Linked DNA regions of Mus musculus: region 1 is linked to region 2. The links are chromatin loops, found by intact Hi-C in ENCODE. Cell type or tissue: gastrocnemius. All regions are shown on one strand. Links, peaks and the distances in the headings refer to the core of each region. The heading gives the core; the rest is flanking DNA. Region 1 overlaps Gm10619 (predicted gene 10619). Region 2 overlaps Slco3a1 (solute carrier organic anion transporter family, member 3a1).

What was found. Peaks named below come from ENCODE experiments on the same cell type or tissue, not always from the same donor. Only the 100,000 strongest peaks of a DNase experiment are listed, where the experiment ranks them.
Region 1: it touches region 2 in a loop (3-fold over the local background); 3 of 42 quality-filtered maps call a loop at or near these places.

What each region holds. Positions count from the first base shown.
Region 1 is chr7:73,804,370-73,813,561 of GRCm38, reverse strand. Gm10619 (predicted gene 10619) reads left to right here. Exons shown (of 4, transcript NR_077222.1): 2 at 1,988-2,051; 3 at 3,092-3,195; 4 at 3,380-5,340. Among named protein-coding and RNA genes, the nearest start is that of Gm10619, 7.5 kb to the left of the region's middle. In gastrocnemius, for the core only: a CTCF peak has its summit at 4,078 (motif pointing right); a DNase peak (open chromatin) is centred at 4,116.
Region 2 is chr7:74,349,851-74,359,042 of GRCm38, reverse strand. All of the region lies in intron 3 of Slco3a1 (solute carrier organic anion transporter family, member 3a1), which reads left to right. Among named protein-coding and RNA genes, the nearest start is that of Slco3a1, 200 kb to the left of the region's middle. In gastrocnemius, for the core only: CTCF peaks have their summits at 1,754 (motif pointing right) and 4,335 (motif pointing right); a DNase peak (open chromatin) is centred at 4,355.

The DNA of each region.
Region 1 (9,192 bases), core at 698-8,697, 550 kb after region 2:
GAAGTCTTTGTCCTCCTTCTCCAGCGCTGGCTGTAAACCACTAAATTGATTTCACAACCCACTAATGGTTCATGCCCTACAGTATAAACAACACTGCTGTATGAGACAGGCGATGTGCTTTGTTGAGCCCTGCACTCCAGACAGCCTTTTAATTCTCCAAGGGAAACGGAGAAAGTTCCAAACCAGAAATGAATGACCCAAGAGCCCTCTCTACTTCAAGGCCTGTGGAATGGATGCTCTGGCTCGCAGGGGATTCTTGGTCCCCCAGCAAAGCCTCACAGAAGGCACGGGCTGCATCCTCTCTCTCCATGGCTGCCTTCTTTCCCTCTCAGTCCCTATCCTCCCCATCCATCTCTTCCCATTGACAGAAATTAGAAGGAGACTGGGGTCTGAGCACAGGGTACTCACAGCAGTTCTGGTGGGAAGAGAGTGGATAGGCAGGGAAAAGTCAGTGTGTGGAGGACGAAGGGAAAGTCACCCTCTCTGTTCCTGTTTAGAGCTAGCGCTTTTCTCTGACGAGGGCTGACTGGCACCACAGACCAAGCAGATCCTGGTATAGCCTTTGCTCTTCCTTCTCAGACATGCAGAGGACCCACCTTTCGGATCATAGATGACATTCTTTTCCACCCAGAAAACTCTTTTGGGCAAGAACCACCACCCTTGGCCTTGAGGATCCAGCAAGAGGTGGGAGTTAATTACAGCCACTAGCCATCACTTAACACAGGGAAGCCTGTACGTGTTCTGGTCTGCCCAGGCACCTGCTGCCATCTGCAGTGAGGAGAACAGGAGAGGACTGGGGGGCTCTGCCTCCAGTTTCCCTAAGCTGTCCAGGTGCCTATGCATACATCTGCTTTCTTTCCTCTCTGTCCTGCCCTAGAGAGTGGACTTTCCTGTATTAGCTGTGACAGTCACTCTGCTTAAATGTATGGTACTTGTCATGTATAAACCTGCCCCCTTCTCAGCTCTGGCCATTCAAGATATCCTTAAAACTGAAGTTGATATAGTGACTGTGACTCAGGCCACTCTGGGGCTGGGATACTCACTCTGGTATTCCTTGATCTTTCGGTACAGAAGTTCCCAAGCTCCATCCAGAACACAAAGGCCAGGCCACTCCTCCACTATCTTCTTCCCTATCTTTGCATGTCTATGCGAGCGTCCTATCAGCCAGGTCTTTCCCAGTCCAGAGGTGACCTTTGTGTGGAGTGTGCCTCGATTGTTAGGATCACCACCACCCCAAGGTCTGTGCTTGAAGGTCACAGGAGACTCTCGGAAACCTTCAAACTCGGGCAAGCTGCAGGCTCTAGACCCATAAAACACAATCCATGCCCACAGGGAATTTACAGTGTCTTTGGAGAGAAGGGTTACAGAGGCAGGCAAGCTTGCAAGGGAGGAAACAGACCGGGCTTGTGAGGTTAGGAAGGGAGTCACTGGAGGTAAGAATGCACAGGAAGGGCTCAGAAACAACTGCAGACACTTCCAGACAGGGAATGGAAGGTGGCTGTGGAGAAAGATAGGAGGCCCAGAGCATGAGGAAAGAGATGCAGCCCTCACACCAAGTTACAGAGTTTGGACTTTAATCTGTGGGCAATGGGAAGCTATTTGGAGACTTTATGAGGAAGGAGTTAATAGGTACTAAGTGGCTCCAGGGAAGAATGGAGTGTCAGGCCCATGGAAAGGCCTGGAAGGGTTGAGCCTGGAGGCTGAGGTCAGATGTTGACTTAAAAATTGCCGGGCTGAAGAGAAGGGCTTGCTATAATTGGTTGAATAGCAGTGGTGTTAGGGTCAAAGGTGACATCCAGGTCTCCCGGGATGGGAGAGGTGAGTACCACATTGCAATGAGGGGCTTGCTAGTATTTGAAAATAGGACCCAGAAAGGTTCTCTGTATGACTCTTCACCATTTAGCTGAAGCCCTAGCCAAGGATGAATTGATTAGCTTATCTACTGTCTGCACACCGCCCACACTCAACGTCCCTTCCTTCTCTTTAGGCATCAGAGAATCGGCTTCCTGTGTCTGAGCATTTCCTTTTCCTCTCCTGGTACTAAATCCCAAGTAAGTAGAGGTGGCTTAGACTTGACAGCCATCCTCAAGTCACGGGCCATGACTCAACTCCCGGAAATTCACCTTGTTCCACTAAGGGTCTGGAAGCCACCATAGGCTGGATAATTGATGAATGCTGGAGTCATAGATGTTGCCTGGACCTGGTCTCTGAAAGGCTCAGACCCCTGCAGGTCGCAATTTTCTAGGATCTAAAAATTGTGATCTTTGGACAGGGTGGGCTGCAGATGACTCTACAGCTCTAGTGAGCGAGCCACCATCTGAAACCCTGTCAGCTTTTTCTTCTTGTACCATTTGTCCCGTGTCTTCAGTGCCAAGGTCCAGTGCACCCAGCTCCAACATCCTGAATGGGGCCAAGGGCACATACTTGGTCCTTTCTATCTCCTAAGCATTGGCTTGGTGCTTCTAATGGATATATGGTACCAGCAATGCACAGTGCAGTCGGAAAAGACAGGCACAAAGGCAACAGCCTAAAGTATGGGGTATATTCCCTCCTGGTATAAAACCAGGTCCAAGCCCGTGCCTCTCTTCCCTCATCAGCATAAACTGATAGCCACTTGTATCTATTCCCAAACTCAACAGGGAGAGTAAAATAATCTCCTGACTCAACTCGGTCCTGCCCTATGTTAGCTTTCCACTGCTGTGACAAAATGCCTGAGAAAAATCACTTAAAGGAAAAGAGGTTTAATTGGCTCATGGTTTCCAAGGCTTTGGTCCATAGTCACTTGGCCCCATCACTGTGGGCTTGTGTTGAGGCAGAACATTATAGCACACAATGTGTGTGGTAGAGCAGAGTTACTCGGTAGATAGTATCCTAGGGTGTGCATTCAAGGGCCTTTCCACTCACACTGCCATCCAAGTTCCCTTCACCTCTCATCAGCCCACTCATCTGGTACAGTGGAGTAACCCACTGAACCAGAACCCAAAGCCCATCATCAGTCAGTCACCACTGCCTACACATGGCTTTGGAGGGACACTTTAGATCCAAACCCTAACACAGCACACCCTTCTGGCTTGCACTGATTTCTTCACAGATACCTCTATCAATCCTTTGTTCAATGGATTTGAAGTACTTGGGAACTATATTCAGGGAATTGACAGCATGCTGCTTTATGATGGATGTTGGCTCCAACTTCATGTAAGCAGCACTCCCCAACAGTGTAAGTGGTAAGACATGCCACCCTGTGAGAACCAGGGGAAGATGTGAGGGGAGGTGCCAGAGGTGTCCATTTGTTGGTGCTGGCTCTCACCCCGGGTCCCCTGGAGGGTGTCAATCTCCTAAGCTTTTTCTCTTTGCCCTTCTCATCCAACTCCCATCCCAGATACAAGACCCATATCATTGGGAGACCTTCATAAGCCATGGCAACCGTTCTCTTGCTTAACCTAACTCACCCAAGGCTCAGGTAGGCCTCTTCTCCCTTCCTCCCCATCCACCTGAACATGTCCTCCCCATCAAAGGAAGAGGAAGGCGGACAAAGAAGACATGGAAACAGTGTGAATCCAGCCAGGAATGTGTGTCTTGGCCCAGGGTGGGTAGAAACTTCCAGAAGTGGTAATGCTACACACACATTTTACTTCTGGCTTGAGGTCTCCTCAGAGACCCTTTTCACTGGGTGTGAGCCCAAAGTAGGAGGTGAATTAAGTCCTTCCAAAGAGTTACATCCCATGTTGTGTTCAGTTGGCAAACTTACCCCTTCCTTGTGCTTTCAACTGAAAACAGTCAAACTTACTTGTAGGCTAACTCTAAATGGACTTTGGCCCCAGGTCAATTCTGGCCCTACAAGCAAGCACCCACTTTTCAGGATGCACAAAGATGCATCTTGGGCACAGCTCTGGCTTTGTGCTGAACACACCTTCTCCAGGGAGAGTCCTTGAGAAGTCCCTCATTTGACCACAAAGTTTGACTGCCAGGAGCTTGATTCAAACAATCCTCGCTTTGGTTGGGCTCCTCTTGGTGAGGACTGAGTTATAAATGTCCAGTAGAGAGTTGGACCCTCACCGGCTCCCCATGTTGGGCCTTTATCTCTGCCACATGGTGGCACTGTTTAGCACTGGTCAGGCCCTGGTCCACAGACTCTACCTGGTCTCCTTTCATTAAAAAGATAGGTTGGCACTCCCTGAGGGAAAAACCAGGGAGTACTCCACAACCACTGCCAGAGCATATCCAAGATGCACCCCTGTGTGGCTGGGCCAGGAGCTGCTTTCTCCCTGCACCACACCCTGTACAGAGTATCACCCATTCTCACACCCCAGTTCACTCTGGAGTTCCTTTCACAGAGCACATCTTCACATGTTGCTCTGTGTCTTAATTTGATCCACCCACGCCAAAAAGCCAAGGTGTATCACTGGCACCTAGAAGTGAGGTCTTTTCCCGTTAAATCCCTAACCCTGGGTCAGTAGGCTCACCTAGCATTCATGTAACTGGTTTAGGCCTTCAGGTGACTTGAAGGCAGGTCAGACAGGTTCTGGAATATTCTCCACACGTCTTAAATGAGTACTTCCATCCTGCTGCTGCGTAACTAAGAGGAGAGGCTTGTTTAAGAGAAGAGATTAGCTTCTCACAATATTCCAAATGTGGAGCCAACTGTATTTATTCCTTCTGTATGTGTTTGGGGCCATGATACCTGCTTGGAGAATCTGGTCACCATATGGTGACCATATGGTGATCTTCAGGTTAGCCCTGATATTTCACTAAGGGCTTATCAAACCAAATCTAACCAAACTTGTGTGAGTTTTTATACCACACCTCATGGAGCACTCTATTTTTAGAGTTGGAAAGGATACTTTCCACTGGACCTACTATTCTAGAAAAAGAAATATTCGTCAACCTCTAACTCATAAGTAGCACTTGTTAAGTGATACATAGGATTCATCTAGAAAACACTAACCTTATTCCCGCCCTTGGGGCTGGGATCATGCAAATTATCTCAATTGCCCCTGTTCATCACTTCCTTAAATGTTTGTAGGATGCAGCTGGGATGGTTAGAAGCCTAAATACACCAAGCCATACTGGCATGTGTTCCCTTGTGGCAGACCCCAACCACAACCTCCAGATTTCTTTTCTAGATGTTCTTCTCACCATACCTCTTATGCCTGGCTTCTAGAAACACTGTTGAGTAACAGTCTTCAGCCAAAAGAAAAAAAATAATCTGTTAAAGGTCACTTATAAAATTATAAATTTCTCATGGCCATAAAAACTAATCTTTGTTGATGAACTAAAGCTTATTATATTAGACCTGGATAGAAAGTAATTTGGGGAGAGAATAAAGGAGAGGTGCCGTCCAGTCTGAAGCCTTTGTGGTTTAAATCATACACTTTTGACATAGTTATGTTTCACACTTTTGTAATCTTGAATTTTTAAAGTTTTGATAAATGCCATTTCTTGGTTAAATTTAATCAGGGCCATCTTGGCAGATATTATACACTGGAAACCAGGATTTAGCATCATAGCCCAAAAAGAGTCTTTTGGAAATACCATCAAGTCAGGTTGCTTATATTGAGTGTCAATAGTTAGACATGCTTTGAAATGTGCTAAATGCAATCAATTCCGAGCCCTCTACCAATGTAGTAGGAAATCTCCACTTTACCAACAAGACAAGGTACACAGCCCCTGTCTGTTATCACAGAAGAATGTCTACCGTGGGTAAATGTGAGTTTGATAGCCATTCATATCTGCTTATGACTTAGAAAAGACACAGAGACGTGAGTCCCTTGTGTGCTGGTGGGATAGGCTCCCCATATCTGCTCAAACATGTTCCAAGATTCCCAGTGATGCCTGAAAATGGGAATACATCACACCTAAGTTTAACTGTGTATTTCTTATACATACAATAAACTCTAGCTTGGAATTAGGCACAATAAGAGATTAACAATGATTGTAACAATGTCAGTATCGTTGGTCTGAGACCTCCAGGCTATCATTTACATGATAGTTACCTGAACTCAAGCAATAAGCCGCCATAATAGCTTATTATAATGACTGTGGACCTGAAGAACAGGACACAGCTCTAAGGGACTACTAGTAGGAGGGTCAAAGTGGTGATTGACAGCCTAGAAGACATGGAGGGCAACACAAAATTTCATTAGACTACTCAGAACTGCACATAATAAACTTGTTCATAAATTCCTCATTTCGTATTTTAGGATTGCCAGTTGATGTCAATGAACTGGAGCACAGGGAAAGTCAAATCTGAAACAAGGGGAACCAGAATGGCATGGCTTCACTGTTGCCAGTTAGAAACACTTGAAGGGGCAAACAACCCGACTTGTAGTAAGCTGTCACATACCGCATGTCAGTGGTTGTTTACTGGGGTGACATTTTGGAAATCTGTATTTTTTGAAGGACACAGGAAACTACTTTTCAGAGGTTTGGTTTTTTGGGTTTTTTTAAAGAGATGTAAGCTAGGGGAACATCTAGCTGCGGCTGTTCTCAGAATGATTCAGGCTAGCAGAAGGAGCATAGTCCTTTTTGCGCTCTTATACTAGGTTTGGAAGGTTTTGATTAAAAAAAATTTTTAATGTAGATTCTTCGTACTCATGAGGCACATGGTGGATATTGTTGATTGAAACTGAATTGCATCCACTTCAAACTTAGATCAGACCAGGTATGGGAGCAAATGCTCCCATAGAATAGAGTGTCACAGCATGTCCCTGGCCTGCTGGTCAGTCCTCAGGGAAGTTCCAGACCACTTGAGGCTGCACAGCAAGACTCTGTCTTCAAAAATAAAAAGAAACAACTGCTTTCGTGGTATATTTTTAATTGTCGAAACTTATACTCCCCAAAAGGTATATTTTCATATTTCTGTGTCATATTTCCAAATAATGGATTATTTCACCATCCCATTTACAACATGCTGCTCAAAGAAAGTTTTTAATCCTGACTTTGCTGAAATACTTGTTCATTTGCCCTCTGAACACAGTTCTTGAGGCACCAGAAACCTCTATTATTATTATTATTATTATTATTATTATTATTGGATATTTTCTTTATTTACATTTCAAATGTTATCCCAACTCACAGAAACCCCCTTCCCATTCCCCCTCCCGCTGCTTCTATGAGGATGTTCCTCCACCCACCTACTCACTCCCACCTTCCCACCCTCGTTTCCCCTACACTGGGGCATTGAGCTTTCATAGGACCAAGGACCTCTCCTTCCATTGATGCCTGACAAGGCCATCCTCTGCTACATATGAAGCTGGAGCCATGTGTACTTCATAGTTAGTGGCTTAGTCCTTGGGAGCTATGGGGGGGTCTGGTTGGTTGATATTGTTGTTTTTCCTATGGGGTTGCAAATCCCTTCAGCTCCTCAGTCCTTTCTCTAACTCCTCCATTGGGGACCCCCAATGCTCAGTCCAATGGTTGGCTGCAAGCATCCCCCTCCATATTTGTCAGGCTCTGGCAGAGTCTCTCAGGAGACAGCCATATCAGGATTCTTTCAGCAAGCATTTCTTGTCATCCACAGTAGTATCGGGTTTTTTTGGTGACTGTACACAGGATGAATCCCCAGGTGGGACAGTCTCTGGATGGCCTTTCCTTCAGTCTCTGCTCTATACTTTGTCTCCATATTTGCTCCCGTGAGTATTTTGTTCCCCTTTCTAAGAAGCACCGAAGCACCCACACTTTAGTCTTCCTTCATTTTGAGCTTCATGTGGTCTGTGACTTGTATCTTGGGTATTCAGAGCTTTTGGACTAATATCCACTTATCATTGAGTGCATACCATGTGTGTTCTTTTGTGATTGGGTTACCTCACTCAGGATGGTATTTTCTAGCTCCATCCATTTGCCTAAGAATTTCATGAATTCATCATTTTTAATAGCCGAGTAGTATTCCATTGGGTAAATATATCACATTTTCTGTATCCATTCCTCTGTTGAAGGACATGTGGGTTCTTTCCAGCTTCTGGCTGTTATACATAAGGCTGCTATGAACATGGTGAAGCATGTGTCCTTGCTATCTATATGTTGAAGAATCTTTTGGGTTTATGCCTAGGAATGGTAGAGCTGGGTCCTCAGGTAGTACTATGTCCAATTTTCGGAGAAACCGCCAGATTGATTTCCAGACTGGTTGTACAAGCTTGCGATCCCACCAGCAATGGAGTGTTCTTCTTTCTCCACATCCTCGCCAGCATCTGCTGTCACCTAAGTTTTTGATCTTAGCCATTTTGACTGATGTGTGGTGGAATCTCAGGGTTGTTTTGATTTGCATTTCCTTGATGACTAAAGATGTTGAACATTTCTTTAGGTGATTCCCTGCCATTTGATATTCCTCAGTTGAACATTCTTTGTTTAGCTCTGTACTCCATTTTTAATAGGGTTATATGATTCTCTAGAGTAACTTCTTGAGTTCTTGTCTCATAAAATTGAGAAAGGCAAAGGACACTGTCAATAGGACAAAACAGCAACCAGCAGACTGGGAAAAGGTCTTCACCAATCCTACATCCAATAGAGGGCTAAACTCAGTTCCTCCACAGGAGCAGCAGACAGGAATACTTGATTTGGGGGGGGGGGAGTGATGGCTATTTTTGGTTGTCAACTTGACTACATCTGGAATTAACTAAAACCCAAGTGACTGAGTACACCTGTGAGAGGGTTTTTTTTTTCCTTAATTAAATGGAAGTGTGAAGACCCACTTTTAATCCAGACCTTTTGAGATGTGAAGATCCACCTTTAATCTAGGCCACGACTTCTAGGGTAGCCTATCTAAAGGACAGGGAAGCTTTTGTCTTTTCCTATTTGCTCTTGCTCTCACTGATAAGTCAATTCGCTGCCATTAGACTAGCATTAGAGCGTACTTCTTTGGCATTCTGGCCTCTACTAAAGACCAGCTGAGACATCCAGCCTAATGGACTGAACAGTGACTAGAAAGTTCTTCAGATTTCTCAAATGGAGATCTCAAGGGGAGGAAGTCAGCTCATGGTCCTATTTTCTGCCTCTGTTGTGCATCAGTGGTCCAACATAAGGGCTGCCTTGGCTTCCTATTTTCAGCAATTCAGTCTGTTATAGAACAAAAGCAAAGAAGGCCAAAATAATGAGGAGGAACTGTGGCAGCTGACACTGGGTCCTGAAGATGCTCAGAGTACCCCTGAGCTGAGCAAGTCGATTCACAGGATCCCCATGCTTTGCTTTAAAGGTAAT
Region 2 (9,192 bases), core at 776-8,775:
GGGCCTATAAGAAAGGTAACTGGGTGTGGTCCTGGGTATGAACCAATAGCAGCATTCTTCCATACAGTCTGCTTTAACTCCTGCATCCAGGTTCTTGCATCCAGGTTCCTGCCTCAAATTCCTGGCCTGACTTCTCTCTTTAATGACAACAATAGACCATCACTAAATATATGATGAACTAAACCCTCTCCTCCCAGATTTGTTTTGTTTTGTTTTGTTTTGTTTGAGGTCAAAGTATTTTGGCTCTGCAACACGAAAGCAAACCAAAACGCTTGACATTTTAGAAGAGAAAAACTTGACTTTGGTTTATAACTCTGAGAAGTCCACCACAGTGGTGAGGACGTGTCAGCTGGAGTGTGAGGCTACAGCGCACATTGCAGCCATAGTCAGGAGGGGGGGGGGAGCAATGAACTACTTAGCTTTCCGTGGATTTCTGCCATCTTGGTAACAGGTGTTTTTAATTGAGAATTTCATACGTGGATATAGTGTATGGATGGATCAAAGCCACCCCCATTCCCTCTCCTCCAATTTCTCCCATATTTACTTTTCTCTCCAAACTTCATGTTCTCTCTCTCCCTCCCCTTCCCCCTCCCCCTACCCCTCCCCCTCTCCCTCTCCAAGTCTACTTAATGCTGCTTGAATGTGCATGAGCATAGGACCACTTGCTGGATCATGAGCAGCCTTGTGGGGTCACGTACCTGATGAAAACTTACTCTTCCTCCCCAGCCACCATTAGTTGCCAGTAGCTGCTCAGCTGAGAACAGGGCATCGTGAGCATCCCCAGTCCGTGCTGGGATTTTGCCTGCCCTGATCTTGTGCATGTCTTATTACGCTATCACAGCTACTAAGTTTGAGTGTACAACAGCCTTGTAATGCCCAGCAAATAATGTGTCATCCCTTGGGAACCACCCCCCACCAGGGTCTCCTCTAATTTTTATTCTTCTACGAGCTAAACACACATATTCAAGATTTCAAACCTAGCACTCACATACAAGAAAGAATATAGCTGTCTTATTTGGGCTTGGGTTACCTCAATCCCAGCTCTGTACATTTATCCATGTTTCACTTTTCTTTTTTTTTAAATATTTTTATTATGTATTTTCCTCATTTACATTTCCAATGCTATCCCAAAAGTCCCCCATACCCTCCCCCCCACTCCCCTACCTACACACTCCCCCTTTGTGGCCCTGGCGTTCCCCTGTACTGAGGCATATAAAGTTGGCAAGTCCAATGGGCCTCTCTTTCCAGTGATGGCTGACTAGGCCATCTTTTGATACATATGCAGCTAGAGTCAAGAGCTCCGGGGTACTGGTTAGTTCATAATGTTGTTCCACCTATAGGGTTGCAGATCCCTTTAGTCCTTGGGTACTTTCTCTAGCTCCTCCATTGGGGGTCCTGTGATTCATCCAATAGCTGAATGTGAGCATCCACTTCTGTGTTTGCTAGGCCCCGGCATAGTCTCACAAGAGACAGCTATATCTGGGTCCTTTCAGCAAAATCTTGCTAGTATATGCAATGGTGTCAGCGTTTGGAAGCTGATTATGGGGTGGATCCCTGGATATGGCAGTCTCTAGATGGTCCATCCTTTCGTCACAGCTCCAAACTTTGTTTCTGTAACTCCTTCCATGGGTGTTTTGTTCCCAATTCTAAGAAGGAGCAAAGTACTTTTCTTTACAGCAAAATAATAATCCATTTCTATTAGTCCTCCTTTCCTTTAGGTACTTGAGAGTTGTTGCTTCCTCTTACCACAAGAGGGCAGAAAAGCATCACAAATTTATTCTTTTTAGTCATTCCAAAAACCCAACCAGGGTAATGCTGCTACCTGCAGTGGGTAAGTGGGTGGATCATCCCACCTCAATGAATACATAATCCCTCTTGGGCATACCCAGAGGCTTGCACCCCCCTTCCCCCAGCACATTCCACTGGCAAAAGGGCTTGACCATCATGGCTGCTCTGTGGTAACAAATAGTCCTCACATTTTACTGATTTGGATATGCTGAAAATTAATTTGGTAGATAACTTGTTCAACACAGATTGGTGTTGGAAAGACGTGGGACTTAGCTCTCTATGGCTGTTTTGGGGCCCAGACCCACAGATGTTTATCCTGATCCCAGTGTTTATAATTTCCAGGCAGGACATTATACACTGGTCCTTAAAGTCTGTGATCAGAAGTAATGCATCCTGCTCATTACCAGCGCAAGTCTATAACATATGTAGAGTCGTATGTAAAGTTACCCATGAAGGAAACACCTCGTCTCATAGCTAACTTTTTTTTTTCTTTTTTTCTTTTGGTTTTTGGCTGTCCCGGAACTCTGTGGACCAGGCTGGCTTCGAACTCACTGAGATATGCCTCTGTCTCCCACGTGCTGGAATTAAAGGTGTGTGCCACCACACCTGGCTGTTGTCTCACGGTTCTGAAGTGGGTCTAGGACTCAGGAGCAGCTTTAGTGGGGTGTAACCAAGTCTGCAGACCGAAAAGGAAAGGATCCACCTCAGAGTCCATGCAGTGGTGGCCAGGCTGACCCTCCTGGTCCTCTCTACAAGAGTCTGTCACCAATCCTCCTGACAGCATGTAATGTCTGTGTCATTCTTTCCTGGAAAAGAGCCAGTTACACAGAGCCATGGTTAAGCTAGATATAAGAATATGAATTCCAGGTGGAGGCAAGGATTTGGGGGTGTCTTAGTTAGGGTTTCTGTTCCTGTAAAGAGTTAACATGACCATGGCAACTCTTATAAAGGAAAATATTTCATTAGGGCTGGCTTACAGTTCAGAGATTTAGTCCATCATTGTCATGGCAGGAAGCATGGCAGTATGCAGGCAGACATGGTGCTGGAGAGGTAGCTGAGAGCTCTCCTCTGGATCCACAGACAGAAGGAAGTCACTGAGCCACTCGGCCTGGCTTAATTTTCTCAGACCTCAAAGCCCAGTGACAGACCTCCTACAAAAATGCCACACCCACTCCAGAAAGGCCTCTTTGGGTCTATGGAACATCATAAGGGCATCAGCTGAGATCTGTTAACAGCCTTATGCTTACAACTATTGTGGCCACTGTCTGAAAGAGAACACGGGATTTCTACATAGTTTCATCAGTAACAAAGCCCCATTCCCTTCCTCTCCTCTCCCTGCAGGCAGATGGGGGAGGGGAGAGCTGATGCTGCTTCTTGGGCTGATCTGTTCTCCGGATCAATAAGAACTCTCAGTCCCTGGGTTCCCAATCCATCATCTCTTGACAGTGCTAAATTTACTAATTCACCCCAAAGAAATAATGTGGTCTTAAATCCAATCAAGTTGCTCTCTGATTCAGTCCATTAATCCCACTGATATATTTACTTGTCTCTAATGATGTTACAAATTTCCAAGTAGAAAATAAAATCAGACGCAGCCTTATTTGTTCCTGCCAAGTGCTAGGCCTGGACAGGAAGGGATGAAATGCCCCTGTCTTCCAGCTGCCTGGCCCTTTGAAGTCCACTCTAGCAAGCAAGGATGGGCTGCTAAGGGACGCTCAATAAAAAGTCAGCTGCCATCTCCTGCAGACAGAAAAGCTAGCTCCAACTGGTGTGCCAAAGGCAGCACTCTCCAGGGGCAGCCAGGGGCTGGAGGAGACTGGAAGCTCCTTGGGAAAGCTGCCTTGGAAAGCGATGTGTGATATGTTTTGTATTGGCCATTTGTGTTATCAGGAGTGACCCATCAAAGTGAGGCCTAGGGGGTGGCCAGAATGTCTGAGCCAGAAAGAACCTTGGGCAGCACGCACTTTCAGATCTTTCATCAAATTAGTGAGGATCCTGAATCTCAGGTACGGAAGGGGAGGAGACTCAGGTACGGAAGGGGAGGGATCTGGATCTCAGATCCGGAAGGGGAGGGGTCTGACCCGACCAGTGGAGGCGCATTTGTATACAAACCAAGTCTCCTGTGCCATGTGGCAGATTTTTCCCACTCATGATCCCCTCTCCCAGACTTCATGAAAGAGCCTCCTCTCTCAGTGCCTGCAGAAGCCATGGATAGAATGGCAGCTGGGAGCACTTAACCTATCACCTACAGGCCCTCAGCTTGCCAAGAGGATGACAGCACTAAGGACCCCTTCGAGTTGTCATCATCTCTTCTTGTCCCCTAAGCCCTGTGAGAAGTTAAGCGACCTCCTCCACCCTTGATTGGCATTAATGCCTCTGTGTACACCTCAGATGGACACTTTTCCTTACTGTCTCCATGTCTTACTGATGGCAGCCTTCCTGAGCACAAGGTGACCAGAGAACCTTTGCTAAGAGAGGATGTCTGTGAGTCCCACAGCTTCTTGAAGGTACATGAAAGTCAGTGCTGATTATCATCACTAGAGGGCAGAAGAGCACCACTAGTTAGGGACTCAACCAGGAAAATCTCCTTTCCAAGCAATTTTCATTGTTTCTGCCCTTGTGGCAGAACCTTGTCGTGTCTGGTGCATTTGGCTGTATTTTGAGGCAGGATTTCTATGTCCTTTAAGGGTCCTAAGGATAGCTCTTCTTTAGGGCTGCCCACCATATACAAATGTTATACTCTACATGAATGCCTGTATGCCTAGAGCCACATGCATCTCTGGAATCTGGGGTTGGGGAGCATGCAGGGAAAGCAATCCCTGCCTTCCCTGGAATTTATGTGGAGGTGGCAAAGGTGTCTATGGAAGGCCCGTACTGTGGGACAAATGGAAGGAAAGTGTACTTTCCCCTGACACGGAGGTTGCTAAGGAAGCAACAGCGCCAAGAGAAAGGAGGCTTGCCTGGGGCCTGGGAGTCAGTGCAGCTGTGGGAGCAGGAGAGCAGGTTACTTGCAGGAATGAGCCAGCAGAGTGGCAGAAGAGCCCCAAGAGGGGGTGGAGGTGGGCAGCAGAGGCTCATCTGGTCAGGCTTAGGCATGGGACTCGGTGGCTGGCCTTTCATCTGGGTTTGATTCTGTGTGGCTCCACTGCTCCATCCTGTGAGGGCTGGGGAAGAAGGGATGAGACTTGCAGAGATCTCTCTTCAGAATGTCTTGTTGAAACTAAAGTTTGACCGTGAACACAGAACCTTGACGACGGGGCTCGGTTTCAGGGTGTGCCCCCAAGCACTGAATCGACCAGCATTAGCCGTGTGGGTTTATTGCAGGGAGATTTAGGAACAGCAGCTGCCACGGTTAAACAGTTATTAAAGGTGTGCCTGTGCTGTCTTGTTGGGAACTTGGGACCTTGTCGGGAAGTGTAGCTTCTATTTGATAAGGCATTGTGTGCCCTGAGAGTCTAGAATCCTGTGAATCCAGATCATACTCCCGTGAGCTCTGTGATCCTGGGGCAGCCATTCCTCCTTGAGACTGTGTGTGGCTAATGCAAGAAAACCACACATTCAACCCAGACAATGTCTTGAATATAGGAAGCGTGCTATAAAGGTTAGATACTATGGCGCATCTGTGAAGTCTACTAGCGTCTGCAGTTACCAAGGGATCCAGCATGCTTTCAGCCCTGATTCTCAACTCTTTCTCTCAGCCTAGCAACTTGCCTCACTGAAACCTGTACTTAATCAAGTTTACTCCCTCCCATGGATCTTTTCCTAGTTGTTTGAACGTCACCAGCACACATGTGGACACCATTCCAGAGTCACGCGCACACCAGCTGGCCCTGCAGACAGCTGCATGGCATTGGTAGCTGCAACAAGATGCTATAGCCCATGTGCTTATGGGAAAAGGTCACCAGCTAGGCTTCCTCCTCTGCTTTTTGAGAGGACTAGCGCCGCAGCCAGCTTCCTTCAGTTTGGTGGACTCATTAGCTGGATGGCTGGGATATGGAATGCCCCACACCCTCACCACCTCCACTTTCTAATTAGGTTTGTCACTTAATGATACTCTTGAAATTCCCGAGTCCCATAGCAAAAGTCTGATATACTTTAAGCAAATAGGTACATGAACTTAAAAATACCCGGAGAGCCATAATGGCCTTTAGTATATGGCCCAAGAGAAAGAAGGGACTGTCCCCAATTTGCTTTGAGCCAGAGTTCTCACAGTCTCGTGGGTAGGCCTGTTAATGAGATGTGTGCTGGCTTCAGCCTGCTTCATCTGATTTTCTTCTTTTTTACCTTAGAAATGGGGACAGAGCCCTGATAGGCTCCTTGTAGTCACTTGCTCTTTTCAGAGGTGACAAACAACTGTTAGCATCTTGCTTCCTTTGTACAACAGAACTAAAAAACAATAAAAGCAATCCAGAGTCTAGATGCCAAAACAGGACACAAGTAGGCCTAAGCCACTTGCTGGGTTAGGAGAGATGGCTAAGTGGGTAGAAGACTTTCTATGTGAGCTGAAGATCTTGAGTTTGAATCCCCAGCACCCGTGTGTAAAAGCCAGGCAAAGCTACACAATGCTTAAAGCCCCAGTATTGGAGGGCAGTGACAGACAGACAGATCCCCAGAGCATGATAGCCAGCCAGCCCAGCCAAAGCGGCAAGCTTCCAGGTCAGTGTGAGGCCCTGTCTCAAGGCAATAAAGTACAGAAGACAACAGAAGAATATATGTGGTTATCATGCTCTGAACTCCAAGGGGGCATGGACACACCCTTGTGCCCATGCCAAAAAAAAAAAAAAAAAACACACATAAAACATGCGTGCACACACAAATAAAGAAATGGGTCTTCTAAGGAGGGAGAGTCTATACATGTCTGAGACACTTGCAAAGACAATCTCAGCTCTGTCCCATCTCCTGACAGACATATCCCACACAGGCACAGATGGAAGATTGTGGTACGGTTTCATTTCTTTCAAAGTCTCTCCCTTTTGACTGACAGAACCCCCTTGAAAATGAAAATCCTTTTTCCCTAAGCGCCTAGAGTATCCAAGGGTAAGCAAGTGGCTGCTGAGCCCTTTCTCTGTCAACCTGCTTCTCCTCGGCCTGAGTCACCATCCCACTCTTATGTCATCGGTATATTGATGTGTCTGAGTAAACGAGAGTGATTGGTGCTTTTCAGTTTTGCTCTGGACATCTCACAAGCAGCCACCTTCAAACAGACTGAAAACAAGCTTGAAAAGTCAATACAGGAACTAGAACCAGATAGAAAAATAGATTCTCAAGCTTTGCTGCCCCATTCCAACCTGAAACAGTACTTTTTTCTGTCTAGGTTTCTCCAGGACTGCTGTCGCTACAAATGTCTGTTCCCCCAAGACATTCATACTAGTTGGGGTAGGCTTGACCATGCTACAGTAACAAACATATCCCCTAATCTGTGGCTTAGGGTGGTAGAATTTTAAACTTGTTCCTGTCAAGTATCTGCAGCTGGTCAATAGGAACGTTTCATTAATGTAGTCCTCCTGGGATGAAGAAACTCGGGAACCACACACCAGCACATGGACAGTCATACCCAGCACATGCACAGTCATACCCAAGAACATGTACAGTCATACCCAGCACATGGATAGTCATACCCAGCACATGTATAGCCATACCCAGCACATGTACAGTCATACCCAGCACATGCAGTCATACCCAGCACATGCACAGTCATACCCAGCACATGGACAGTCATACCCAGCACATGGATAGTCATACCCAACACATGTACAGTCATACCCAGCACATGCACAGTCATACCCAGCACATGCACAGTCATACCCAGCACATGGACAGTCATACCCAGCACATGTACAGTCATACCCAGCACATGTACAGTCATACCCAGTACATGGACAGTCATACCCAGCACATGTACAGTCATACCCAGCACATGGACAGTCATACCCAGCACATGTACAGTCATACCCAGCACATGGACAGTCATACCCAGCACATGCACAGTCATACCCAGCACATGTACAATCATACCCAGCACATGGACAGTCATACCCAGCACATGCAGTCATACCCAGCACATGTACAGTCATACCCAGCACATGTACAGTCATACCCAGCACATGGACAGTCATACCCAGCACATGGACAGTCATACCCAGCACATGTACAGTCATACCCAGCACATGGACAGTCATACCCAGCACATGTACTGTCATACCCAGCACATGCACAGTCATACCCAGCACATGCACAGTCATACCCAGCACATGCACACTCATACCCAGCACATGGACAGTCATACCCAGCACATGTACAGTCATACCCAGCACATGCACAGTCATACCCAGCACATGTACAATCATACCCAGCACATGTACAGTCATACCCAGCACATGGACAGTCATACCCAGCACATGGACAGTCATACCCAGCACATGGACAGTCATACCCAGCACATGTACTGTCATACCCAGCACATGCACAGTCATACCCAGCACATGCAGTCATACCCAGCACATGTACTGTCATACCCAGCACATGCAGTCATACCCAGCACATGCAGTCATACCCAGCACATGCAGTCATACCCAGCACATGCAGTCATACCCAGCACATGTACAGTCATACCCAGCACATGGACAGTCATACCCAGCACATGTACTGTCATACCCAGCACATGCAGTCATACCCAGCACATGTACAATCATACCCAGCACATGTACAGTCATACCCAGCACATGCAGTCATACCCAGCACATGTACTGTCATACCCAGCACATGGACAGTCATACCCAGCACATGCAGTCATACCCAGCACATGTACAGTCATACCCAGCACATGCAGTCATACCCAGCATATGTACAGTCATACCCAGCACATGCAGTCATACCCAGCACATGTACAATCATACCCAGCACATGTACAGTCATACCCAGCACATGCAGTCATACCCAGCACATGCAGTCATACCTAGCACATGTACAATCATACCCTCATACCCAGCACATGTACAATCATACTCATAAGTGAAGTATGTTCCCCTGTTCACTCTTTCCTCTGTAAAACTCTGCTCTGTTGGGGGAGGAACAGGCATATGCTCTATGTAGCCAGAAGAAGAGCTGGTCTACACATAGGCATGAATGTCACCTGCCATTTGGTTCTTTGCCAGAACACACAGAGAAACTGTCGGAAGATTATATGCCCCAGTACAGGGGAATACCAGGGCCAGGAAGCGGGAGTGGGGGTGGGCAGGGTGGGAGGGAGTAGGGTGGGGGGAGGGTATAGGAGACTTTCTGGATAGCATTTGAAATGTAAATGAAGAAAATATCTAATAATAAAAAGAAAAGAGTCAAAAGAAAAGAAATCTGTCTCAATATCAGCCATTCTAGAATGATGTCTCCTGAGCATTGACAATGGCC